Linked DNA regions of Mus musculus: region 1 is linked to region 2. Evidence: chromatin loops called from intact Hi-C (ENCODE). Cell type or tissue: left cerebral cortex. All regions are shown on one strand. Links, peaks and the distances in the headings refer to the core of each region. The heading gives the core; the rest is flanking DNA.

What was found. Peaks named below come from ENCODE experiments on the same cell type or tissue, not always from the same donor. Only the 100,000 strongest peaks of a DNase experiment are listed, where the experiment ranks them.
Region 1: it touches region 2 in a loop (2.1-fold over the local background); 2 of 42 quality-filtered maps call a loop at or near these places.

Annotation. Positions count from the first base shown.
Region 1 is chr5:147,037,296-147,042,669 of GRCm38, reverse strand. It overlaps Lnx2 (ligand of numb-protein X 2), which reads left to right. Exons shown (of 10, transcript NM_080795.4): 2 at 172-639. The coding sequence starts at 230. Among named protein-coding and RNA genes, the nearest start is that of Lnx2, 37 kb to the left of the region's middle. In left cerebral cortex, for the core only: no CTCF peak of the experiment used is centred there; a DNase peak (open chromatin) is centred at 3,132; H3K27ac peaks cover 1,398 bases.
Region 2 is chr5:146,980,331-146,985,704 of GRCm38, reverse strand. It overlaps the pseudogene Gm46936. Among named protein-coding and RNA genes, the nearest start is that of Mtif3, 19 kb to the right of the region's middle. In left cerebral cortex, for the core only: a CTCF peak has its summit at 2,300 (motif pointing left); a DNase peak (open chromatin) is centred at 2,297.

The DNA.
Region 1 (5,374 bases), core at 153-5,152, 57 kb before region 2:
ACTGGTGCCGATGTTCCTCTGGGTGACACGTGGGCCTTTGCTTTGGCTTGCAAGTTCTTTGTGCAGAGCTTGGCAGAGAGAACCTTTCTCACTCACCGGGGAAATTAATTTCCTTTATTATTTTTATTACTACTTTGTTTCTAATACACTTTTGTTGGCACTTGGCTTTAGGCAGACACGCACCCCGCAAGTGTTAGACCCATGAGCCTCCGGGAACTGCCGATTCACAATGGGAACAACCAGTGACGAGATGGTGCCCGTGGAGCAGGCCTCCTCGACCTCCTCCCTAGATCCCCTGTGCTTCGAGTGCGGCCAGCAGCACTGGGCGAGAGAAAACCACCTGTATAACTACCAGGGGGAGGTGGACGACGACCTCGTGTGCCACATTTGCCTCCAGCCCCTGCTCCAGCCGCTCGACACGCCCTGCGGACACACGTTCTGCCACAAGTGCCTCAGAAACTTCCTGCAGGAGAAGGATTTCTGCCCGCTGGACCGCAAGCGGCTTCATTTCAAGCTGTGTAAGAAGTCTAGCATCCTGGTCCACAAGCTGCTGGACAAACTGCTGGTCCTGTGTCCGTTCTCTCCCGTGTGCCAAGATGTGATGCAGCGCTGTGACCTAGAGGCACATCTTAAAAACAGGTGAGCGGGAAGGCGTCAGAGGCACCAAGGAAGTGGGCCAGAGAGCCGCTACAACCAGTAGCCACACGCCATGCGGGGCCGGGAATGATGCCTGTGCCTAAACTCCCCTCACAGGTGTGCTGAGGCAGGGGGATGAGCACCGGTAAATCCATGAACCAGTCAAATAGGAGGTGCGATAAATAAGTTGCATTGGTTCGTATTTAATAATATACCTCAAAGGCATGGATCTAAAAGCCACAACAAGCAAGAAGCACTTATTAATATTTTCTTCACCATACCATGCAATTTAAACTCAAATGGACGTCAGGTAAAACACTAGCGTCCTTTTGCAAGCCGGGTTGGCATCAAAGGAAAGAAGCAAGAAAGGAACTAAATGCAAATAAATTCTTTTGTCTAGTTTGTTTCCACAAGGAAGAGCCTCGCATGAAGATTGTTACGCAGCCTTAGGCATGGTTGGAACGCTGGAGTCAGTCCAATTGCCTAAGGGTGGGGGAAGACAGGCGGGGCTGCACTGGCCTTTGGCAGGCAGACCTCTGTGAGTTCTAGACCACCCTGGTCTTCAGAGTGAAACCCTGTTTCAAACAAAACAAACAACAAAAAGAGAGGCGAAGAGTTAAATATACCCCAGAACTGTAACCCACAGTCAGAGAAAACAGCAGTCCCGCTAGCGGGGAAGGGCAGGAATGGGTCGGCTGATTTAAGTTGCTGAGGTCTTGAAGACTTTGTGTTGAGAGCCTTGACTGAGTAAGAACTAGGAATTAGAGACAGAAATGTTTAGGGGTGATTTTAGTTCTAATAAACATTTGTTTCAAATGTTAAGTAATGTATTTGTGCCAGCCTCTGAGTCTCACAATATGATTTTAGTAAGACTTGGCCTTTGATATACATTGTAAAAACCTGAGCTGGCCCCAGGGCTCATTGAGTAAAGACCCTGAGTCAGACAGCCTGAGTTGGATCCCTCGAGCCCACAGGGTGGAAGGAGAGAAGGGGCTCCCTCAGCTTGTCTTCCGACCTCCTCATGGGCACCGGGGTCCCTGCTGGTGCATGCACTCACACAGAGACACATGCTCACACACATGAAGACGTAAATAGCAACCACCACGTCTTTACACTCAAGTGACAGAAACACATGTATTTGTTTCTAAGCGTCCGTTGAAAGAACTTGTGTGGTCGTGTTGACTCTGGCCAACAGCACATCGCACATCACACTGGGTTCAGATACAGCGTAGGTCTAATGAGGAATAGCACATAAGGTCCTAGAGCTAACCAGACTGATCCAATCCTGTCATCTGGGCGCATGGAGATTTAGAGCTAGTTAACCTATGCGCATGTTTAAAGTTTGCTGTGTGCACCAGGCTACTCTGCCGTCGAGTCTGTGCACTGCTCTGCTGGAGGGAGCGGTCGGCCTCTCATGTGCAAGTGGCTGCATGTGTGTATTCAGCCCGGAGATCACAGCGTTATAAAGGGATCTCACTTTATTCATTAGAAATGATTGAGAAGTGAGAAACTGAGTCTCTCAGCTGGGGATGAGAACCTCATACTGTGTTGACACAAGGTCGTGGGTTTGGTTCCCTGCACTGGAGGGAACAAAAGTCTTAAAATATGAGAAATGTGGAGATTTACAGAGAAACTGCTTGACCCCAAGGTATGTTGCCTACAACAGAGGTTAGGAGATAGTAGGGTGTGTGCCTTTGGAAAAGCAGGGATCGTGGCTTTGCATTCTCCGTCTCCGTCACCAGCAGGCAGAGTCCGAGGACCCACCAGAGGCGCAAGTGTGCTAATCTTAGTCAAGCCTAATTGTGTGTGAATAATACTTCAGACCTGCCCCTTCCTTCCCTCTGTCCATCCTTCCTTTCTTCCTTCCTTCCTGTCTTTTTATTTTCTTTTTAAATTAGCACACAAAGCACTATCATGACATCTTCATACTAGGCTTCTTATGTGTCTCAAAACTATTATTAGGGTAGGATTCTTTTGTGTCATACCAAACATTTGTGACCAAACTGTTGTGCTGGGTACTTGCCAAACAGCATTCTGTATACAGCACTTCTCCTTTCCAGTCCCTCCAGCCTGAGTCTGAACACCTAACATTCAAAAGGTGCAAGCAATAATGCGCATGCTAAGCTAAGAAGTTCTCAGCCTAGGTCGTCTCAAGCAGCCTCGAGTCTGCCAACGCCTCTCTGTGCTGTGGAGCTCAGTGCGTTTCCCATCTCATTCACCGTGCCCCTCAGCGCTGGGCTTCCCTGTGACTGCGCTTCTTCATTGTCTCCAGTGAGCTGGACTCTCCTGTTGGCCTCCAGTCATGCAGAAGTGGTTCTCCGTAGTTCTTGAGGTTTTACAAATTTGCCATTGTCTGAGTGAGGAGTATCAGGCATCCTTTGGTCAGTTTCTGCTGCTGCTGCTTGCCCTGTGCCTGGACCTCACTTCCTCTTTATTCCATGCCCAGTGCTGGGCTGTTTCACTGAGCACTGCAGTGTGTCAGCTCATTGCGCATCAGTCTTCCTGTTGTATGCCCCAGGCTGGCGTAGAACCCCCAGTCCTGCCTCAACTCAGTTCCAAATGCTGGAATTACAGGCATGGACCACCGTGCCTAGCTTTATTTGATCTGTTTATAAGTACTGTGAATTAAACCTAGGGCCCGATCTGCTACGCAAGCACTCTGCCAGCAGTCAGTCTGGCTTGGTTTGGTTTTAATGTTGAGAACAAGAGTAATGATTTGCCCGTGTCTGTCTCCTCGTTCGCTGCCGTGAGGGCCAGGCTAGCTGCCCTTATACACTTCTGCCCTTATCCCTAGGGTCCCAGGTCCTCACTCCATCAGCACTAGGTTTTTGCCCAGGTTCTGGGGTCCAAGCTCAGGTTTGCAGGACTTAAGCCAGCTCCCCCGCCCACCTGCCACCTTTCTTAAATCAAGTATTTCTAGACCGCTGCACACTTTTGCTGGTTTCCAGAATCCAGAAGTGGTTGGTTCTGATGACTTCTCCAGGCTTCTCATTGCTTTTATGGAGGGGAGACTTCTGGTAGCCTTGCTGGGTCCTTTTGCTCTCTGTCAAATTGATTTTTGTTTGTGTTATATGTCTTTATCATCTTCCTTGACCCTGAGCCACTCACTGCTTCAGTCTCCAGCACGGGGCTTAGCAAGCATCCCTTTGCCATCTCCCTACCACGATGCATACATAATAATGCACAGTGCCTTCTGCTGCGCCATGTCTCCTGACGCCCCTGTGCACCTCGTAGCAGGGAAAGATGTCCCCGTAGCCTAAAACTAGTTACTTTGCATGTGATTTCCTTTAGAGAGCAGGATTCCCTTCATGGAGCAGGTACATAGCCAGCAGGAAAGGAGAACTTGTGTTTGGGCTCTTTGATGTTACCTGAGCCCTTTGGTTTCTTTTTCATCGGGGGTTGGTGTGGCCCCGTGCAGCGCCCAGCCTGTGGCTGGCTGCACTGTCCCGACCACTGCTGCTTTGGACCAGTGTGGTCTCAGCCGTGCGTGCATGTCTATAGTCTGTTGACTTTACTTTCTGCTTTCAGTCCTCTGTGCTAGCTTCCCATATGCGCTAGGCTGCCCCTGCAGTGCAAGCAGGAAGGAGTCTGTGTTACTATTGAGTGCTCCATTTCCAAGGACACATAGACACACAGGGGCTTTGATGTTTGTGCTACCTAAGCCAGATTCAGGCTCCCGAAGTCAAATGATGCACTTGCCTCAGCTTCTGAATAGCTGGGCTGTACGTGGTTCTCTTGGGATGACCCTGTCCCACACCTGGTTCTTGGAGGTTTGGGGTCCTTTTGTTTTGGTCTGTGTGCACACGTGCATGTCAAGCCCAAGGACAGCCTGGTGTGGTGTGGTGTGGTGTTGCTGAGACACTGTCTGCCTGCTCCTTATTTCCTTTGCTTGTCTCTGAGGCAGGGGTTCTCACTGGTCAGCAGGCTTCGGGGGGTGGGGGGCTGCCTTGCTGCCCGGCTCAGTAACCCCAGCTCTGGGGTTAGAAACATGTGCCACCACACCCGCTTTGTTTTAATATGAGTTCCGGGATTTAACTCAGATCTTCCGGCTTGTAAGGCAAGCAAGCATTTGGTGGAGCTATCTCCTCTCAGTGTTGGCTTGGCTTGTTTGTTTAGAGACAGGCTCTCCAAAGAGCATGGATGGCCCTGACTGGCCTGGAATTCCCTTTGTGGGCCAGGCTGCTCCCAGACTCAGCGATTCACTTGCTGCTTCTTAAAGGTGTCACCACGCCCCCCACCCCTTTGGTTTTGTTGTTGCATGATTGTGTGTATGTGTTTGTGTGTGTGTGGGGGGGGTGTTAAGAAGGTCTCCCATAACCATGCTGGCCTTGAGCTCTGTACAGCTTAGGTTAGCTTTGAACTGATCCTCCTGTCTGTAGCTCTTAAATGCTGGGATTGTGGGCACATGCCACCACACCCACCTCAGCCTTTTGGTCGCTTAGGTCTGGTTACCCCTGATATCCCATAGTGGTGTTTTGAAGTACTTGTTAGTAGAACAAATCCAATTTGTTTTTTTTAGGACTTAAAAAGAATTCCACACAAATAAACTTAGTATTGCTGTTGAGGAAAATGCTAAAAGCCTTTGAAATTTGATCAGAGTGTGTTTGGGCTGTACCCCTACAATTCAATTGCTTTGTGATGTTGGCTTAGCTCGGTTTCAGGTGTCCCGTGTATATTAATAGAACAGTTCTGAGGATGCAGGAGCTTTGTGCACATTGTGGTTGTCACATGGGGACTA
Region 2 (5,374 bases), core at 294-5,293:
TCGGTGGGAGGAAGGCATCCGGCACACCGGTGCACTCTAGAGACAGGGCCTTCGAACTGTGGTACAGACCCGCCCCGTGCCTCCCTGTTAGCCCCAGTCCTCAGTGTTTCAAAGATCTTTATTCACTCTAGCAGGCCGGAGGCCCTGGGTTCGTGTCCCAGCACCAGCAATACCCAAACATCAACAATATCCTGCTGGTTGATTAGGCAGGAACGGGACAAGCTTAATCTCTTACACTCCACAAATGGTGTTTGAGGTTCGTATTTCCAAGCTCACTTAGCATGTTGCCCCGTGGCACCCCACAGTGGATCCCTGGGATGTTGGGGTAGTGAGATAAATAATGAAATTCCCCACCTATCCTCTAGGTTCCGATCCCCGGAGCTTCAAATGTTACCTCACATAGCAACAAGGGAGGACTTTGCAGATGTGACAAGGTAAGGATTGGAGACTGGAATGGGATCCAAATTATCCAAGAGGCCTTGACAGCCACTGGCATCCACAGGAAAGCAAGACAGAACATGAGTAAGCCAAAAGCACGTACAGAAACTCTGGAGCCCACTTAAATCCTCTGCAGGAAACAGAAAACTTTCCCCTAGGCTCTCCAAGAGAAAGGCTTTGAACCTCTGGCTGCCAGAATTGTAGGAAAAGCAGGGTGTGAGGTTCACAGCTGTTCCAGTTGTGTTCTCTTGCTGTGGGAAGGACACAAGGAAGCCACCAGGTTGCCTGGATCGGGTAGAATGGAAGCTTGGAGCCGCTGGACTTTCTTGCCTTACAGACAGGCTATAAGATGCAAACATTTACCCTCTGAACAGCAGGAGCTGGGTGACAGGATAGCTTCCACCCTCCAGGGTGACGCTGACAATCTGACCTTGGGGAGTTAGAGCTTGCCTCACTTCCCCACCTTTAAAGTGGTACGAATGCCTGATTCCTATTGGGTAACTTGCCAGGGTGAGATGAAATCTCAGGTATCGTACATGCCGCACACAGCAAATGCTGTGCACGCAACAGTCTCATTGTCACCTCCTGGACAGTTTTCTACTGTAGGAGTGGCACCCACTGTCCCTGCCTGAGTCTGCCCTGCCCAAGATGATGAAAGACAATATAGATCAAAGCATCAAACCCGGGTCTACACATGAAATTAATTTATGACCCAAAGTAATTTCACACAATATTATTAGTGTGTGTGTGTGCGCGAATTTTGAGTGTACTGCCTCCTTTCCCTGAAGCAAATACCAAACAACTCAGACAAAGAGGAATTTCACTGCAATAGAAACTCACACGAGCACACTCACACACACACACTCCACACACACCACACACACACACACACACACACACCACACACACATGCTCTTCAGGCTCATTGTAAATTATATAAATACTGCTGCCTCACACTCCTGGCTGACCATCCCTTTAAGGTCCCTAACCTAATTATACCACTAAAACCCCCTTTGCTCTGTAAGGGCCCGCAACCACAGATTTGAGGGTTTTTATCATCATCTTTAAATGTTTTAGGGACTGCAACTCTGTCACCCTCCTGCATGTTCAATACCTCTTGCTGCTTAAAAAGTGGGGGGCTGGAGAGATGGCTCAGCAGTTAAGAGCACTGACTGCTCTTCCGGAGGTCCTGAGTTCAATTCCCAGCAACTACATGGTGGCTCACAAACATCTATGAAGGGATCTTCTGGCATGACTGCTAAAAGGTATGGAGACCTTTAATCCCAGCACCAAGGAGGCAGAGACAGGTGAATCTGTGAGTTCAGGACAGCCAAGGCTACATGGTCTCAAATAAGCAAACAAATAAAATCCACTAATCTGGGACAATAATTCTGTCATGAGCGGTAGCAGGGTGAAATTTTTATTTCAAGAACTTTCAGACGGGTGTAAAAAGATCTTCCAGCACATGGCGGGAAGGGACCCATTTTCTCAAAGAAGGGGTGGCACCCGAGATTGTTTTTCTGGTGAGTTTAGCTAAGTCGGCCACAGCCCCCACTTTGTAGAGCAGCCAGCTGGGATAGAGGTAATGGTCTCTGCCTAGGAAGCCCAGGGCAATCAACAGTTTCCTTTGAAAGCAGAAACATCTAACAGGCACAAAACATTGCTTAAATCCAGAGAAGTAAGACTTCTTGTGGAGGAATGGCCTTCAAACCATGTACGGTTCATCTTTGAAGACCCTCAAGATTCGAGTCCTGCCCAGTGTCTGCAGCTGCATGGATGCCTGAGAAGGCTAGCATTAAAGACAAGGGAGCCGATGAGTGGTCAAGGCAGGTTTCAGGACGACTTTTCAACAGTGACACCCAGTGGCCGCCATGTGAAACTGCAGGCCTGGCTCCTGGAGACTTCGGCAGGTAGGGTCCATGGGGAATCAAGCGCTCCTAAGCAGCTCAGCTGGCAGACTTGTTAGAAGGGAACTTTGTGAGGGGCATACGAGGAATCAGAGAGGCTAGGTAAGACCTGCTACTGGGCATGGGTGAGGGTGGCTTACAAGATACACCTGGCTTCTTTTCAACTTCCTTAGTGACTCCCATTCTGAAGAGGAGGGTCTTCTGCAGTGAGCACCCCATCTGCAAGGCCTGTGCCGGTGTGTGGCCCGCTGTGCCCCTTCACAGGTACCCTACGCTGTTGGGTAGGTGCACACACCCAGGGCCCAGAGTGCCCTCAGGACTCTGGGGCTTGTGAGCCCAGTTAAGTTTTTAATTTTGCCTCTCTTTTTTGAAACAGGGCCATACTATGTAGCCCAGACTGGCCTCAAACTCATGATGCCCCAGCCTCAGTCTGCCAAGGGCTAGGGGATTAGAGATATGAGACCCCATGCCAGTTTCTCTATTAAAAACATAGAGTGCTTTTGCTGCGGATGTTGCATGCAGAGGAGATGTAGATAGAATCCATCTCAGCAAAAAGCAGACATTTCCTCCCTATTTGCTCGGAGTTCTGCTCTGTGGAAGGAGAGTGGTCCGGGATGTCCTTATGAATGAAAAGGGGGGTTAAATGCATAGATGGAACCAGCTCTACTGACAGCCAGAGAGGAAGTCCCCAGGGAGACATCCCACATAACAGACCTTCCCTTGTCAGCCTTGGGGGCCCAGCTCATAGGTCCTCCCGGGAGTCCTGGCTGTGCTCTGTCCCAGTGTTTCTCACTGAACGATCAGTGTGTGAGTTTATGTCTCTCTGCTGTGGAGAAAGGGACTGGTCAGACCTGTGGCTCTGGGCGACCAGGGATGTGGCCGGTTCTTGGCTCTAAGCTCACCTGCAGAGGAAAAAGTCCTGGCCCCCAGTCAATGGTGACTTGACGGTCACGCTGAGCAATCCTTCCGGTAGGAATCAGTTCCATGGTCAGATTGCTTCTATGAGAATGATCCACTGCTGGAGACAGGGAGGGTGTTTGTGTCTTGCAAAGATCTCTGTACCTTAGAAGGCACCAGAGATCCAGAACTCCCAACACCCTCTCTCCAAGGGAAATGCTGCCTTGCCTGTGTGTCTGGGATGCTTTTGGGGAGCAGATGTGTTCTGAGCCATAACAAGCTTTAGGCTAGATCTGCAGTGTGGGAAGAGAGAAGATTTGAAGCCTCATAGAGCATAGGCAGTCTGGGCTGCTTGACTCTGTAAGTCCCCTGGACCTGCACGGTGGGAAGATGAGTCCTTGATGAGAGGAAGGTGGGGTTAGGGTGTGGGGTACCTCACACAGAGTCAGCCTCTAGCTACACCCACCCCCAACGTCCTTGATGAGAGGAAGGTGGGGTTAGGGTGTGGGGTACCTCACACAGAGTCAGCCTCTAGCTACACCCACCCCCAACATCCATACCTCATCTAACTCCCGCCTATCCAGCGGCTGTGGTCTGGTGGCCTTCCCTCAGAAGCCAGGCTTACGGAAAGCCTAAACACTAGGCCAGGCTCTGATGATGAAGGGAAGGAAGGCTCAGGGTTATCTAGATGTGCAATGGCAACTATGAGCCATGCAGTGTGGATACACAGAGTACCCTGAGAGACACCGGCACTCCTGACCTTAGGCAGGTAGAAAGAGGAGAATCCCTGCCAGGCCGGGCTGTGGGGGAGTGAGGAGAATTGCCAGGGGCAGGAGCCAAGAGTGTGGAGCTGAGGAAGCACAGGGAGGCAGTCCCACAAGGGCACATGCTGGCCAGCAGGGCAAAGATCAGGACCTTCTTGCTCCATCTGGGCACAGCGGGGTGGAGGGGAGAATACAGTCAGATCAGCGTATTCAAGATGGACATTCTTACACACTCCAAGTAACACTAACAAATAAGTGGATACGCAAGCTCTGCCTTAAAGAGAAAGAAGCCCTGGCACCACTCTAAGGACAGGCCTCACGTATCTCCTCTGGCCTTTGAACCTCCTGGGGGAACAGTCTGTCTTCCAGAATGTCAGCTTGCTGTTTGTCCCACTGAAGCTGAACTTGTCAACCGCCAGGTCTGAGCACAGCCTGGGATACAAACCACTTGTTATCCTATGCTGAGTGGTGTCCCAGAGACTGGTACCTCAGGACCAGTGCTTTCCACAGTTTCAGGCTAGGGCTATTTGATGTAAGAATGGCTAAATGAGTCTAGTCATGGCCAGGTAGCCAATGCACAGCAGACCTGTGGGAGGTGGGATTTTTGAGAACGCTATCTGACCAATCCGAGTCTTCACCTATCGTAGAGTTTCATGGCTGTGAAGAGACACAATCCCCAAAGCAACTTTCTTAAAGGACAACATTCAGTTAGGGCTGGCTTACAGTTTCAGAGGTTTAGTTCATCATCTTCCTGGTGGGAAATATGGCAGCATGCAGGTAGATTTGGTGCTGGAGAAAGAGCTGAGAGTTCTATCTACATCTTGATCCAAAAGGCAGCTAGAAGGGAACTCTATTCTGTCCTAGGCAGAGCTTAAACATAGGTCACCAAAGCCCATTCCCACAGTAAGGCACCTCCTCCAACAAGGCCACACCTCCTCCAACAAGGCCACACCTCCTCCAACAAGGCCACACCTCCTCCAACAAGGCCACACCTCCTCCAACAAGGCCACACCTCCTGATAGTGCCACTTCCCATGGGCCAAGCAGACTCAAATCACCACACTATCACAAGAAAAAGGCTTCCCCCATAGGCAGCATGCTCCAACTTCCTGGGTTTGGGACTTTGAGGATCATGATGAAAGGCCTGCCATGTTAACATTTCCACAGGCTATCCAAAGCTGACCTGTGATGGTGACCGTGGAAGAAATACTGGCTTTACATATGCAGTAGTCCCTTTCCCCTTAAACACTATTTCAATTATGTCTGGTTAACTATGGTCTGAAAACGTCAGATGGGAAGTTCTAGAAATACAAAATTTGCAAGTTTCAAACATCTTTTATTGCAGCACTGTTCTATTTTGTAATCATTG